2 separate regions of the Homo sapiens genome follow, and region 2 is linked to region 1. A link is a contact called in ENCODE Hi-C or POLR2A ChIA-PET data. All regions are on one chromosome and are shown on one strand. The core of a region is the stretch at or near the end of the contact, and the rest is flanking DNA. Distances in the headings are between cores, read along the strand shown.

Region 1 (7,479 bases), core at 3,662-6,161:
ACACATTGACATTAGACAATCTGGAAGAATGGTTTCAATTATTCAAGACTGATTTTGACTTCTTTTATGACATGGACCCTTCTATTATGCAGGCACTGAAACATGCAAATGGCGGAAGAAGGACTGGTACCACGTAGAAACATTTTTAGATAAACAAAAAAGAAAAAGTCAGACAGAAATTATGCATTTCCATAAAGTTACACCGAGTGTGCCTTTCTCTCCTGACTCCCCTTCCACCTCCTCCAACTCTTTCTCCTCTGCCACCCGAGACAGCAAGACCAACCTCTCCTCTTCCTCCTCCTCCTCAACCTATTCAAAATGAAGACTTTTATATTATCCACTTCCACTTAATGAATAGTAAATATATTTTCTCTTCCTTATGATTTTCTAGTATTTTCTTTTCTCTAGCTTACTTTATGGAAATAATATAGTATATAATACATATAATGCATAATGTATGCTCATGAACTATTTATGTTATTGGTAAGGCTTCCAGTCAACAGCAGTCTATTAGTAGTTCAGTTTTGGGGGAGTCAAAAGTTATATGTGGATTTTTGACTGTGCATGGGGTCAGCACCATTATCCCTTGTGTTGTTCAAGGAGCAACTGTAAATGCTTGGGCTCAAAATATTAAAAGAAACCACAAAATATAAATTAGTAATTGTTTTATGGAATGTCTTCAAAGTGTAGCATTAAGTCAAAGTAGAACTCAAACAGTAGTTATATAAAAACATAAGGGTTAAGTCATGAGAACTAAATAATTCATTCTCAAAAACTCCTAAAAGTTATATAAATCACCTCAAAGTTACATTTAACATGGGAAACAGGGATAGCTGAATATGTCTGCTGCCTTATGATATGCTTTCCAAGAGAGGGCATGTCCAGGGCCAAAAGCAACCCACAAACACAGTATCTGGAACCCAGTAGGAACTCACAAATGTTTGTTGAGATGTTCCTGTTTATCTCCAATTTAATTCTGCAAGCATAGCTCAGAGCTTCTTATAGCCCAGCCATACTATGTTATTATATAATAAATATTTCTTCCTTCAAGGAGCTTGCAACATAGTAGTTGGGAAGACAAACTCATATAAGCTGGCTAAAAATGACATTTCCGTTTGAGTTCACTTTATTTTTCATATTTTATTTATCCATCCCATTGAGAAAACTTCCAGTCATGAACACAGCTATTCATGACACAGCTATTCAGCTCTTCCAATAGGACTACACAGCCCCAGCTTTGTAGGCAAAACTTTCTGAGCAAATTTAATTTTTTGTTTACATTTTCTATGATGAAATGCAATTGGTGAACACCCTTACATTGCCAGAAGTCCATGGAAACATTTAGTGAAGACCACAGATCTAGGAAGACCCACATTTCTGAATAAGACACTCTTAAAGGTGCTCCATCCTTGTATAAGCTGTCAGTATATCTCTTTTTGTAGTTTGCCACTTGTAATAATAATAAATGTACATCTCTGGACACTTCTACTGCAGCACCTGATGAAAATTCTGGTTCCCTGTCCAAGACAACTCTCAATTTCACAATCATCACACTCATCCCCAACTTTTCCACACTCCTGTTAAAACCTAGCCCAAATTCCACTGCCTTCTGGAAGACTTTTCTGAATCTCTCCTCTCCAGCCTCAACAGAAGTGAACTATCTCGCACCCTCTCTGAACTACCCTACTACTTACTGTCTACTTTGAAATTATTCTGCAAGCTTGAATTCTCCCTTCACTTGATTATAAGGCCATTTTTGAAAGAGACCAATCCCATCTTGTTCATTATTCCCTTCCCCATTGTGTCTTGCGAGTATCCAGATTTCCATTAACAGCTGCTGAATATACAGACTGAGCTTGTGGGTTTAACTGAAATGTATATGCATAAGGGAGTATGGAAAGAGGAGCTGGTGCGTATCATCATCTTTACAATCAATTTTTCTTGTACTTTACAAGAAGGTATTCCCCACAACCAATTCTTAAAATTTTTTGAGGTAGACTTCTCATTTTGATGGTTTCGGTGTTTGTTCCCTTTGGGGTGTTGTTAATGCATTGAGATTATCAGTGAAACTAATCTATCATTTGGGCTAAGTAATTGCCAACATCCACACATTCTTAGAGGGAGTTGTATTTTATGGTGAACCACTTCCTTGCTTGACCTGCTTTAATGCATGTGATAGTGATTTCACTAATCTAGTTTGTCAGCACTCTCCAATACCCTGCTGGTCACTAGGGTGTTTTGAAAGCAACTGAAAATAGCCTCTTGCCTACTTCAGGCCTACTCAAATGCATATCTCCTGTAAAGAGCCCTGTAATCTGGGCCCTTCTCTTCTATAAGGTCTTGGCTACTTTCTCAGCAGCCAAGGTGGGGCAAGATGGGGAAGTTGAAGAGAACTTGTATGGTAGAACTTCATGCAAGAAGCCATGCTGCAAAGATCCTGTCTTCTTAAGAATAATGTCCTAAAATAATTTCCCCTATTTTCCACCTACTACCAGTTCAATATTTATCAAACTTTTCTCTTTCCCATATAACCTTTCAGATTTTTACATTTTCTGTGTATCACCTATTTTTTTTTTACTTAATCATTTTCTTCATTTCCTCTTTCTACTTAAGTAAAGCCTCACCTTAGTCCCCCTGCATCCCCCCAAAATTTATAGTGCAGGGGCAGCTGGGGCTTTCTGAGTCCCTCCACTTCTTCCCTCAGATTTTCCCCTCAGATTTTTTCCTCAGACTCACTATCATGGCCACAGAACCTTGCACACAACAGGGGTTCTGTAAATAGTGGCAGAATGAGTGAATCTGTTGGCATCCCTGAGGAGGCCATGATCAGCTTTCCATTCCTCCTTTTGCCAAGTCTAGGTTGCAAACACCCTGAAACTGGTGGTCTTAGTATGATGACTGGGAACTTATAAAGTCATAAGTCTCATTTCATAATAATATAAAAAGAATTTATCTTCATTTTATTTATGTTGAACTCTGCTAAAAGGTAAAAAATGGACTTGTGTGCCTCCCTCCAAATTTACACACACACATACACTCACACATACACACATTTTAAAAAACTGTCACAGCAATTAAAATAAATAAAAACAGAGCCTAAGAAGATCACTAGTAAAGTAGGATGGAGCTGTTCTCCCTCACGGCTCGAATTGTTTGCTTTGGTGACCAACCCGCACTAGTAAACAACCTGAAGTACAAGTTCAGCCTTTTCATGAGCCAAATTCATCACTTTTGAGACTAAAATTCATGTTCAGATTTGCTGACACTATTTAGACAGCTTATGTAACAACACTCAACTCTGTTGGGTAGATTGGCTAATGGTGATTAACCTCCTTGGTATAGAAGATTTTAGATTAAAGCAGAATTTTAAATTACAATAACTAGCTGATGGAGTTTTGCAGAACAAATTTTAAAATCCCCAAGCCACAAATGTAATATTTGCATTATACACACGCTCCTTTCATTCCCTTGAATTGATAACACTTCGCAATCACAAGATTTGGCCTGGGAGAAAATAAACGAGCTTTTCAGCAGTGCAAGCTGATGACCAACTTTGTTTACTGATCAGTCATAAAAGTTTTTATGAACTTCATCTCGCACCCACAACACCTTGTAAAGTGACCCTCTCACTATGTGAACACAACGAATGTCTACAGAGGAAAGAACCACGTATTATGAGGATTAACTACTGGAATGGAATGTGTCTATTAATAGCTCATAGTAGGCACTAAATAATGGCAACCAAATTCAACAACACTCACTAAACAGAAATGGGGAGGTGGGATGGTAAAGGGGAAGTTTAACTGAGCTTGGAAGGGGTTAATATTCAGGGTTGAGAGAATCTGCCCTTAGGAATCTTTCAAGAAGACAGGGATCCTGCCCAAATGCCATTGCAGTGCCAAGGGTAGGGAGCCTAGCCAAAGCTGAAGTTGGGCATACCCACGCCACTGCCTTCAGGCCATCATTCCGTGCATTGGAATGCTCCAGGTGACACACAGGAGAACCTTGTTTACTGTTCTTGACCCAAGGCTTGAGATCCTTCTGTGGGCAAATGCCTGCACATCACCTCTGTATCATGTGAGTGAAGGACTCTGAGTCCCTGGTATTTGCAATAATCGATCTCATCCTACACTTGTCCTTCCAAGCCAGTGTTTCTAAGAGTGGTCCTGATCTGTGATCACTCCTGGAACATCGGTTAAAAAGTGCAGATCCCAAGGACCCAAGCTAGACTTGTGAATCAGAATTTCTGGAGATAAGGCCCAGGAATTTGTTCAACAAGCTTCCATAGTAGTTCCAGGCATATGGAACCTTTTGAAATTCACTGCTCTCGGAGAAAACCCATGCTTTTTGCATTTTTTTTAAATGGAAAAATGTTGCTAGAGACTTTTAGCTGGAAATATAAGAGAAGATAATAACAACACAGTAATAATAATGGGCGGAGTCATGGGGAGGGGTCGTTTGAAGCTCTATTTGAGAACCTGCTGGCATTGGTGTTGTTGGCCTGTCTCAGCCACCCTGATGCTCAGGTAGGAACTCCTGAAAAAAAAAAATGTCTGGGCCGCGCCCTATGAGACCATTGAAAGGTCTGGGATGTCCATTCATCCTTGGGGTCACCTATGCCACAGGAAGTTCTGGACAAGAACTTCCCAACAATCCATAAGCGGACGCCACGAGGCGCGAAGCGCGTTGGTGGCCACACGCAACTCCAGGCAGCCCAACCCTCCCGCTACCTTCTGCAACTGCAGTCAGCTCCCAAAAGTGAACTGGCACAAAAAGGTGGGACTTCCGGCCCTGGAAGCCAATGCGCATGTGGCAGTCAACCGGTTACGCAATACTTCCTGTCGCGTGATCCTGAGGACCAATGAAAATGCATAATTGCAGTCCACGTGCCTCGGTTTCCGTTAGCAACCAGAGGCTTCTAAACAACCTACCCTCCTTCCCCATTTTCTGTGGTCCAACTACCCTCGGCGATCCCAGGCTTGGCGGGGCACCGCCTGGCCTCTCCCGTTCCTTTAGGCTGCCGCCGCTGCCTGCCGCCATGGTGAGTAACCGACCCTCAGGCGCCGCACCGCGCACAGGAGAGAGCGCGGCCGGGGCTGGAGACACTGAGCGGGTGGGCCCGGAATGATTACGTGGCCTCGTTGGGTCTGGCCGCACCTCAGCCTCCCTGAGAAGGGGAGCTGCGCCGGGCGCGAGAGATTCGGTTAACCGCAGCCCAAGCCCTTCTGGGGTAATCCTGGGTGAAGCCTTTTCCCAGCAGCCCAGCTCCGCCGCATCGCTTCGTTTCTCTCCTGCCTGCGGGGGCTGGAGCCAAGGCACAACTCTTAGGTGGCAGGTGAGGAGAGATAGAGGAAACTGCTGCCGGCCTAAGGTGCACGGCAGGGTTCTTAACTCTATTTCAAGAAGCTCCAAGTTTACGCACACACACACATTAACACATACGCAGGGTTCTCACTCAGTTTCAGGAAGCTCTAAGGTTTACACAGACACACGCGCGCGCGCGGTAACCAGAGGAGCAGGGAGAACGAATCCAGCTTTCTGTGTGATTGAAATCCAACTTTCTGATGTGGAGGTGACTTTAAGAATCCCAGCACCCCGTATTACAGCTGAGGAATTTGGGTGACATTTCCTTTGTTTTGGCTTGCTCAAAAAATATCATTAATCCCTCCAGCGAATATAGCATGCCATCTTAAATACCAGTCATACTTAGAACAGTGCACAGCACTGAAATGTTCAGGAAAACGGATGAAACCAGGGTTGAGAGCACCACCTGAAATAGCTACTGAAATACTTCAGCAACCAGAATTTCTATTTAGTCCACACTGTGTTCCAAGCGCTGTCTGGGAGCTGAGAAGACACCTGTGAGCTAAACAGATTGCTCCCTCCCCTTCTTGAGTTTAGAGCCTCTCCACTCATTCTCTTGATTTCCCTAAAATATCAGGAGAACACGTTGAAAACAAATCACAAAAAAATTGGTATCTCTTCCTGTTCTATCTTCTGTCATTCCTTTCCATCAGTTAACAACTGAGGCTTTGGAATCAGGCTCAGGTTCTTCATTAGTAAATTGCAGATAATAACTACACAAGACTGTTAATATGATAAGTAAGATAATGCGTGTAAACAGTGCAGTACCTGTGAAAATATTAAGCATTCAGTATCTGATAGGTATTATTAAACTGTGCTCATTTTTATCATTACAGTTTCCTCCTTGTACTTATCTTAAATTGTATATGGATTTGTGGGCATGGTTAAGAACAGGGAACCCTTTCTGGTACCTTACCCATTTCTCTTCTATCCCCTTCCCCCTAAACACACATACACAATTTGTGGTACAATTTCAAGACACTAGCTTGGCAATGCTCTGGCAGGATTTCTTGCTGTATGTTTTCAGCTCTTTTTATTATTATTTTAACGGAATATTTCTACAATAAAATTCAAACAAATTCTGACTTCCCCACTTGGATACCTCCCATTGTTTCTAACCATTTTAGGACTGATCATCATATCTACCTCTCATTTAGCAGATAGTAAAACTAATGTCATTGGGGTTAAGTGACTTGGTAACAGACTGTTACCAAGGTAGATAGTTGCATAGCTAGACCTAAACCTGGTTTCTAATCCAGTGCTTTGTCTATTATACCACATATCTACCTATTCCATTTCCTCTCTAATGATTTGACATAGATACATATAGTATATGTGTGGAAGTAAAGGTTTGTGAATAGCCGTTTCCTAGGCTGATGCTATTTTTCCTTTTGAACTCAGCTGTCCACTTTTACCCCCTTTCTTCATTCCAATCCATTTTAAAGGAACTTTTCTGTCATTTACCCTTCTCAGTTTGAGTAATTTTTCCTTCTTGGTCCTGGGACAGTCTTAACTTTCCTTGAAAGGAGGGAAAGGAATGAACAGATAGGAATTGGCCACCTGCTGGCACAAGGCACTATGCTAGGTGTTGTGCATTATAAGAAATGGTTCATGCCCTCATAGAGTTTACAATCTACTTGGAAGAGCAAGACCTGAAAAAAAAGATAATCAATAATACGAGGTAGTAATCAGCCTGTGACGGTACCAAAGAAGTAGCAGAGATTATATATGCTAGGTTTTGGAGGAAGGCATACCTATAGAGTTACTGAGGGCATATTGGGAGATGGCACAGAGTAGGTGAAACAGGTTAGGCCATGAAGGGTGGGTAGGAATTCAGTGATGTGGTGGAGCATGTGTGTACTGGCTGGTGAGATCCAATTGTATGCATTTCTTCTTACCTCTTCATTCAGTGACATTATATTGGTGGCTTGAAATCAGCCATGATGGAAGTATTTATGCCATGGAAATCAGCAGTGCTACAAATCAGGCCCCCCTACCTAGAAAACCTGCTGTTAAATATTTACCATCATACCACTGGGTAGGATTCAGATTCTCAAATAGGAATGGAGAGATACTTTAGGATCAGAGTAACATGAGTGAAAGTCAAGGCAGGAA
Region 2 (7,479 bases), core at 3,399-5,898, 260 kb before region 1:
ATGAGAACCCAGGGCTATTGGGAAGAAATGTGTAACAGAAGATTCCTGGAGGGTTAACCTTTAATGTGACAAGGTTCTTAAGGCCTCATGGCTTCACCAGTGTTCAGAAGAGGCAAGAAACAGGAGGGAGCATTCTCTTCCTTTGTAGAACACTTTGCAGTTATAAAGTACATTCTTATTTGAGTCTCATCACAATTCTTCAACATAGGTAAGGCAAGGCTAGTATCTCCACTATGCAGGAGAAACATGAGGCCCAGTAAGTTAAAGTGATATATCAAAGGTCATATGACTCAGCATGACAGAATCAGGTCATCTTGACTCTCCATTGCCTACTCCAATGTATAACTGGGGTCTCTGCTTAGGCCAGGGCAGCACCTAGGCTGGAAATCAAGTGGTGGGCACCTCTAGAAATGCTTGGTGAGATGGTCACTAGGTGACTATCAGAGTTTGCAAATTTTAAATCTTGCAATAATTCATTTTGTAACTATATTATATTGATATTCATCAACACTAACTGATTCATTCTTGCAACTTCTGGTGGTTTTTGAAACGTGCTTGTAAATTATTTGACACTCTGCACATTAAGAGACAGAGTCAGTATCCTCACCTCTTGAACTTGGGCGGGCCCTTGTGGCTGCATTAATGAACAGAATGTAGTAGAAGTGTGACTTCTGAAGTCAGATTAGAAAAGATCATGCAGCTTCTACCAGTGTCTCTTTAGGAAACTTACTCCAAGGCTCCAGCTGTCATGTAAGAAGTCTGGTTACCCTGGAGCCACTTTGGGGAGAGATCATATGGAGGAGATTGAAAGATAATGATAGATAGATAGATAGAAGATGATAGATAGATAGATAGATAGATAGATAGATAGATAGATAGATAGATCCTCCAGCTGTTTGAGTCCTTCAGCCCAGGTTCTAGACCTGTGAGTGAATAACTCTTCAGAATGGCCCTAACCCAGCCACTATCTTTTTGCACCTTAATGATAGACCACATAAGAACCACCTGGCTGAGCCCAGCCAACCCTAGAATGTCATTGCTTTAAACCACTGTTTGGGGTGGTTTGTTACACAGCAATAGCTAACCAGAGCACATCTTATCAATTTATCTAATAGGAGTTTATATTTATGCAAAAGTCATAATAGTATCCTGTAATCTGGGACTCCCTTGTCCATGCTTTTGGCTTGAGCTCCCAGTCCATATTCCAGGTAAAGTTATTCCCTTGGTGGCAGTGACTCCAAGAGCAGATATTGTTTCTGAAACAGAAACATAAATAGTCTTCATCAATGGCAATTGTTGTTATTTCCATTATTAATGAAACCATACTAACCAAATTAGGGCTGAATGTGGATATTAATTATTCTTCCCCTTCACATCCTCTCCTGCCCTTACTTGCTCTTTAGAAGCCTACTTTATAAGGAATCATGGAGTTTTAGAAAGTAAAAGCGATCTGGGAGACATCAGGACCCACCCAACTATTTTACAGAGGAGGAAAATGAAGCTGGGGAGAGGCTACCACTTGCCCCAGCCTGCACAGTTGATAAGAAGGCCAGGTGGGACTAGAACACAGGTCTCCAGGCAATCAGGTCCACATCCTTGATTCTCTCTTTCATCTCATTCTGTCTTGGACTGAAAATGGACTCTGCCACTTTTAGCAAGGACCCTCCTGAGGAAAATCCAGACCCTGAAGGCTGACCACTAGGTCATCTCATAGTTGAGAGGAAGCTGACTAGTGTCCTCTCAGCCACCTAGTATGACTCTAGGTCAAATCAAGATCCCATCCAGGTTAATACATTCATGTGAACAGCTATTAAAAACAAACAGAACAAACCAAAATGGAACCAAAACAAGCAAGGTTGGTGCTTTTTCTTTTTCACTGAAAGTGGGAAATAAATGAGAGTTGTCTGTGCTTCTTGATATTAATCGTGTGAGGTGGCAGAGAAAGATGTGGGACTTGAAGCAGATTCAAAATTCTCCCTCCCACCAAATCCAAAAAACACCAGAGATTTTTGTTCATTTGTTTTTGAGAAAACAGGCAAAAGTCTTCCAAACCAAGGAAGGAACAAGCATCATACCATACACTACTTTGCAAAGTGCGGTCAAAAGCAGAACTGGAAAATACTTGGCATCATCAAGTGGCTTCCCCCAGAAACAATAAGGATGGAAATGGGGTGGAGCTGGGTCAGAGGGATGTGGCCTGGAAGCTGAGTGGACAGATTCTAAAAAGTATTACTTAAATCCCCAATTTTAAGGAAGTTGATGAGGAAGGCTGATTTCTAGCTTCCTAGATGCTCAGAACACATTTTGGGGTTGCAATAAAAGTGGAAGTTATTGGTGAGGGCAGTGGCAGGGGGTGATGTCCTTCACGTTAGAGCCTCTGGAGGTTGGAAAGTACAAAGACCAGGGTGAGCATAAAAGGAAGTGATTGATGGAATGACTGGACCTAAACTGCTGTGGAAACTGGCCTTCACCATCCCACCTCTCCCTAATCCCATGGGCAGAAAATGGCAGCTTTTACCTTAAAAGCTGGAAAAATAATCCTTTTTTATTTTTATTTTATTTCAATAGTTTTCGGGGAACAGGTGGTTACAGGGATAGATTCTTTAGTAGTAATTTCTGAGATTTTGCTGCACCTGTCACCCAAGCAGTACACTGTGCCCAGTGTTTAGTCTTTTATCCCTTACCACCCTTGCACCCTTGAGAAATAATCTTTTTAAAAAGCAAATAAAAGCTGACTGGAAGGGGCTGAGGCTTCCAACATGGGAGTAACATCTTAGAGCAGGGGTCTCCTTGAATTGGTTTGACTTCTCCCACTCTCACAGAAGAAAGCAAGATTTACCCATCAGCACCCCCTTCCACAGCCAGAGAGCTCACAGTCACACCTTCTCATTCGCAGAAGGACCCCAGTCCCCCATTTACTTCAACTTAACAACCCAACCTAGAATGCATAAATAGAAATGAGCTGCCACAAACACCATTCACTCAGGAAAAGAAAAGGACCAAGATAAGTCAACAGAACAAATGAACTTGGAGGAGGTAGAACAAGGAAAGGAAAAAGAACTAAGTAAAAACCTTAAACTCTAATTATCCTCTTGGAGAACCAAGATGATACGTCCGTAAAACAAAACCCACACTTTGGGAGGCCAAGGCAGGTGGATCACGAGGTCAAGAGATTGAGACCATTCTGGCCAACATGGTGAAACCTCGTCTCTACTAAAAATACAAAAATTATCTGGGCATGGTGGTGGGCACCTGTAATCCCAGCTACTCAGGAGGCTGAGGCAGGAGAATTGCTTGAACCCGGGAGGCAAAAGTTGCAGTGAGCCCAGGTCACGCCACTGCACTCCAGCCTGGTGACAGACCGAGACTCTGTCAAAAAAAAAAAAAAAAAAAAAAATCTTCTATTAAAAAGGAGCAGTTGAAAACCAAGAGTTTGTTCTAAATCCCTTTTAAAATATATTTACTTTTTATTATCACAAATATAATACATTCAATTTTTTTGAAACCAAAAGTCAAAGACAGAAAAAATACATTAAAAATTCAAGAAGAACTTGCAGAATACAGAGTAAAATGACCAAAATAAAATGGGTAATTGGAGAAAAAAAATACATAGGGTCAATTTAGGTGGCTCAACATTTACATTGCAGGAATTTCAGAAAAGGAGAAGAAGGAAAACAGAAAGCAGAAAATTATCAAAGAAACAATTGAAAAAAATCTCCCGGAGTTGAAGAAAGATATAAGCTTTGGATTGAAAGACCCCAAGCACTGAGCACAATGAACAAAGAGTGATCCATAGAAATAACCTCTTGGAATTTCAGAGCACCAACAATCTAAGGAGATCCTAAACACTCTCAGAGAGAAACAAGAAACAAATAAACAACAAAAGAATAAGAACCAACTTTGGGAGGCCAAGGCAGGTAGATGACTTGAAGTCAGGAGTTTGAGACCAGCTTGGCCAACATGACAAAACCCCGTCCTATTAAAAATACAAAAGTTAGCTGGGTGTGGAGGCAGGCACCTGTAATCCCAACTACTCCAGAGGCTGAGGCAGGAGAATCACTTGAACCCAGGAGGTGGAGGTTGCAGTGAGATGAGATCACACCACTGCATTCCAGCCTGGACAACAAAGACTCCATCTCAAAAAAAAAAAAAAAAAAGAATAAGAACCAGATTGGCATCTTTCTCATTAGCAGTTTGCACCTCTGAAACAGAGAGGAGTTAGCTTTAAGGATTCTCAGACCCTGTTTAACTCAAAAGCTTATGAATCCAAATTTCTAGCAAGTGTGAGCATTGCCATTGAGATCATGCGACCCTGGCAATCTTGATGACAAAAATGGCTGGGCTCTATTTTCTGTTGTTGTTGGACAAGAATCTCCCTTGATATCTGAAGCTAAGAAGTGCTAAGAACCTCATGCTCCTCCAACAGCATTGCAATAACTTGCTCCAACAGAAGGCCAAGTCCACATAGATTAACCTTGATGTTCACGTAGAAAAAGGCCAAAGACCTCACACACTGAAGGCCAGCAATCCCCTGCAAGCCCTGCTCCAGCCCTTGAAGAAGCCAGCAATCATTTGGGCTGTGGCCTCCCACAGAGGAGTGAGTCTTCTCTGTTTTGCAAGAAAAGCAGGAAGTATGTTGAAAGTCATAACCACAGCAAAAAACTGCCACATCAAACTGAGAGGTGCTCTCTAAACATGGAGATATCATTCACCACCAGGAACCCAGATGAAAGTAAATCCCACTGTCCACAGAGTTACTTACACACCTGTTCATGTCTTGGCCAGGATTTTATCTAAAATGAAGTTCTGTGTGTAGTAGGTTATTAATAAAAGCAAAACAAAGAGAAACAGAAACTTCTACCCTCACCTGTCCAAGAGAAGCCACACTCGTGGTGAGATCCTGTAACAAATGACAATTAATTTGACCTTTCTAACTGGAGTGTCTGGAATTGTGGGGTCAGGTTTTGAAGATGAGAGGCTGTAACTAAGAAATATCCACTAGCTGTTAGTAGAGAGTCTACAACCTTGCCTTTTAAAGTGTAGTTCTCAGAGCAGCAGCAGCAGCTGCTGCAGCACCAGGAGGCTTTATGAGACACAGAGTCTTAGGCCACAAGCCAGACTGCCTTTCACCAAAATCTCCAGAGGATACATTTGGGCATTAAAGTTTGAGAGGTGCTGGTGTACAAGACCTGGGTGGATGTGGATGTGCATGTGCTGGGAGGGACCCTTCTTGGAATTTTGTACCAAAGATTGTGACCCTCTTAGGCAATCAAGTCTGAGTCATAGAGGAGGCCCCAGAAATTCAGCCTAGAAACGCCTGTGTTTAAAAACAGAAGGCCATGGCTTCCAGGAAGGATGATCTATTTTATAATACCGTAAGGTTTCAAAATGACTACAGCCCCCTTATCCGCCTCCACTGAGCTCCACACCGTCGTCTACCCTGACACTCTTGGTGCTGGAGACATAGGGGTCCGGAGCAAGGCAATCACAGGGGACAGGAACCTTGCTTTTTGAGACCCTGGGCCCCAGAACAGCTCTAGCCAAGGCTCCCACACCCCTCATTCTAGAAATGAGGGTTTTCTAGAAAGTCAGGCCTGCATGCAGGGAAGGGAGGTGAGGGTGCCCATGAGTGAGCCGCTCAGAAATCCCTTCTCCAGCCCCACTCTCTCAGTGACCCCACCTGGACATCATCTACTCTATCCACAAGAAGCGGGTTCAGCCGAGGGGATTGACCAGAAGCTCAGGTGTGAGCCTGAGGGCTGACTGCTGGTTATTTTTCTGTCCTGGAACACCTGACCCACCTGCCTGTCTTCATGTCGCCAGTGTGGGGAGGGAGAGAGACAACTAACTATAACCAGGAGGGTCCCCGCAGTGGCTCCGGCCTCGCCTCCCCTTTCTTGCCTGAGACACTAACTTAGTTCCTGGTTTGGTGCCTGTCGGCGCCTCCATTACCAGTAGCTTAGCTCCCACCGTGGGGAGGGAATCAAAGAGGTTGTGCCGCCCTTGCCATGTAGCTGCCCCTGAATCTCATCCAGGTCAGTTCCAGATTCTAAACTGAATTTTTTTCATGATATTGTCAAAACAGTGAGGAAACATTTTTTAAAAGCCCTATAGAAAAAAAGAAGAAGAAAGAAAGAAAGAATTGGGTTCAGCTGCAAATAACAGGAAAAAAAAATAGTGGCTTAAACCAGTGCCTCTCAAACCATCCTGTACACAGAAATCACCCGGGGATCTTGTTAAAATGCAGACCGTGATTCAGAAGCCCTGGGGCTGGCCCTGACGTTCAGCATGTCTAATGGGCTCCTGTGCGATGCCCAAGCTGCTGGTCCACAGAGCTCACTCCATAGGGAGGGCTTCAGCAAGACAGGAGTGTATTCCTCAGCCACAAGAAACCTGGAGTCTGGCCCTCCAGACTATATCCATCGCTGGTGATGGGACCATTGGTACACCAAACCTCAGCAACATTCAATTTACCCATCTAACAAATCTGCATGTGTACCCTCAGAACCTAAAATAAAAGTTGAGATAGAGGAAAAAAAAGAGTTTGTTGCTTTCAGCCTCTTGATTAGTGAGATGGAAACAAACCATCAATACACAATGCTGTCTGGCTTCCTCTGTGTGGAAAGTGCGGATAGGGATTGAGAGGGTCCTACTTGCCAAGGCCACAAGTTTGGGATGAGTCAGCTGCATCATACATCAGCAGATGAGCTGTGAGGCAGGGATGCTCCAATGGGCACAGAGCAGCCAGACCCACAACCTGCCCTGAAGCCACTCAGAGATCACAGTTCAGTTACAGGGTACATGGTGGGCGGCCTAAGAATGGGGAGAAACTGGGGACCTAGGACCCAGGACCTGGCCACACTGAGTGGACGAGATCAGCTTCAGGTCCCGGGAAAGTTCTTCCCAGAAGGCAAAAATGATTCCTGAAGCATATGGTCATTGTGATACCTTGGCTGGCAATATAATCTGTAGTCCAAACCAGGGACAGTGTTGAGAATAGAAAGCCAAAATCACTTAATAGGCCTTAACTGATCTGTGGTATGCATTAACCAGTTGTCGGCAAGTCCAGAACTGTGGACCTTCTCCTAACCCTGTGAGTGGACATCTGCCAGGTAAGCTGGCCACAAGCAGACTGCACTGGAACACTTAGGGTCTCCATTTTGGCCTAGATGATCCTCAGGTCAGGATTCAGACATGTTGGGCAGCATCAGAAGGACAGGGTGGGTGATTGTGGTCCTTGATAGCAGGCATAGGGCTTCAATAAGGAGTGAAAGCTCCTGTAAAGCAACTACTGACTGTTGACAGTGAACGGATTCATCAGAAACTCAACTCAGGCTGGGCGCGGTGGCTCAAGCCTGTAATCCCAGCACTTCGGGAGGCTGAGGTGGTTGGATCACGAGGTCAGGAGATGGAGACCATCCCGGCTAACACGGTGAAACCCTGTCTCTACTAAAAATACAAAAAATTAGCCAGGCGTGG

What was found. A loop is a pair of places that touch in the nucleus more often than their neighbours do. ChIA-PET counts read pairs that join two places held with the same protein, here RNA polymerase II (POLR2A). Pooled maps may share reads with other maps.
Region 2: a pooled map shows a loop between it and region 1 (2.9-fold over the local background). The contact joins the enhancer-like site here to the promoter of LZTFL1 in region 1. A Hi-C loop is called at or near these places in 2 of 37 single-sample maps with no recorded cell type and 7 of 50 pooled maps. POLR2A ChIA-PET finds 5 or more read pairs at or near these places in 2 of 52 experiments (MCF 10A and activated CD4-positive, alpha-beta T cell).

What each region holds. Positions count from the first base shown.
Region 1 is chr3:45,839,551-45,847,029 of GRCh38, reverse strand. It overlaps LZTFL1 (leucine zipper transcription factor like 1), which reads left to right and starts at 4,911. Exons shown (of 10, transcript NM_020347.4): 1 at 4,911-5,041. The coding sequence starts at 5,039.
Region 2 is chr3:46,095,765-46,103,243 of GRCh38, reverse strand. No RefSeq gene overlaps it. Among named protein-coding and RNA genes, the nearest start is that of XCR1, 72 kb to the right of the region's middle. RefSeq lists an enhancer at 5,495-5,604. Within about 2 kb of position 4,648, at least 21 of the 41 ENCODE cell types and tissues checked have a DNase peak (open chromatin) inside an H3K27ac peak, as active enhancers do.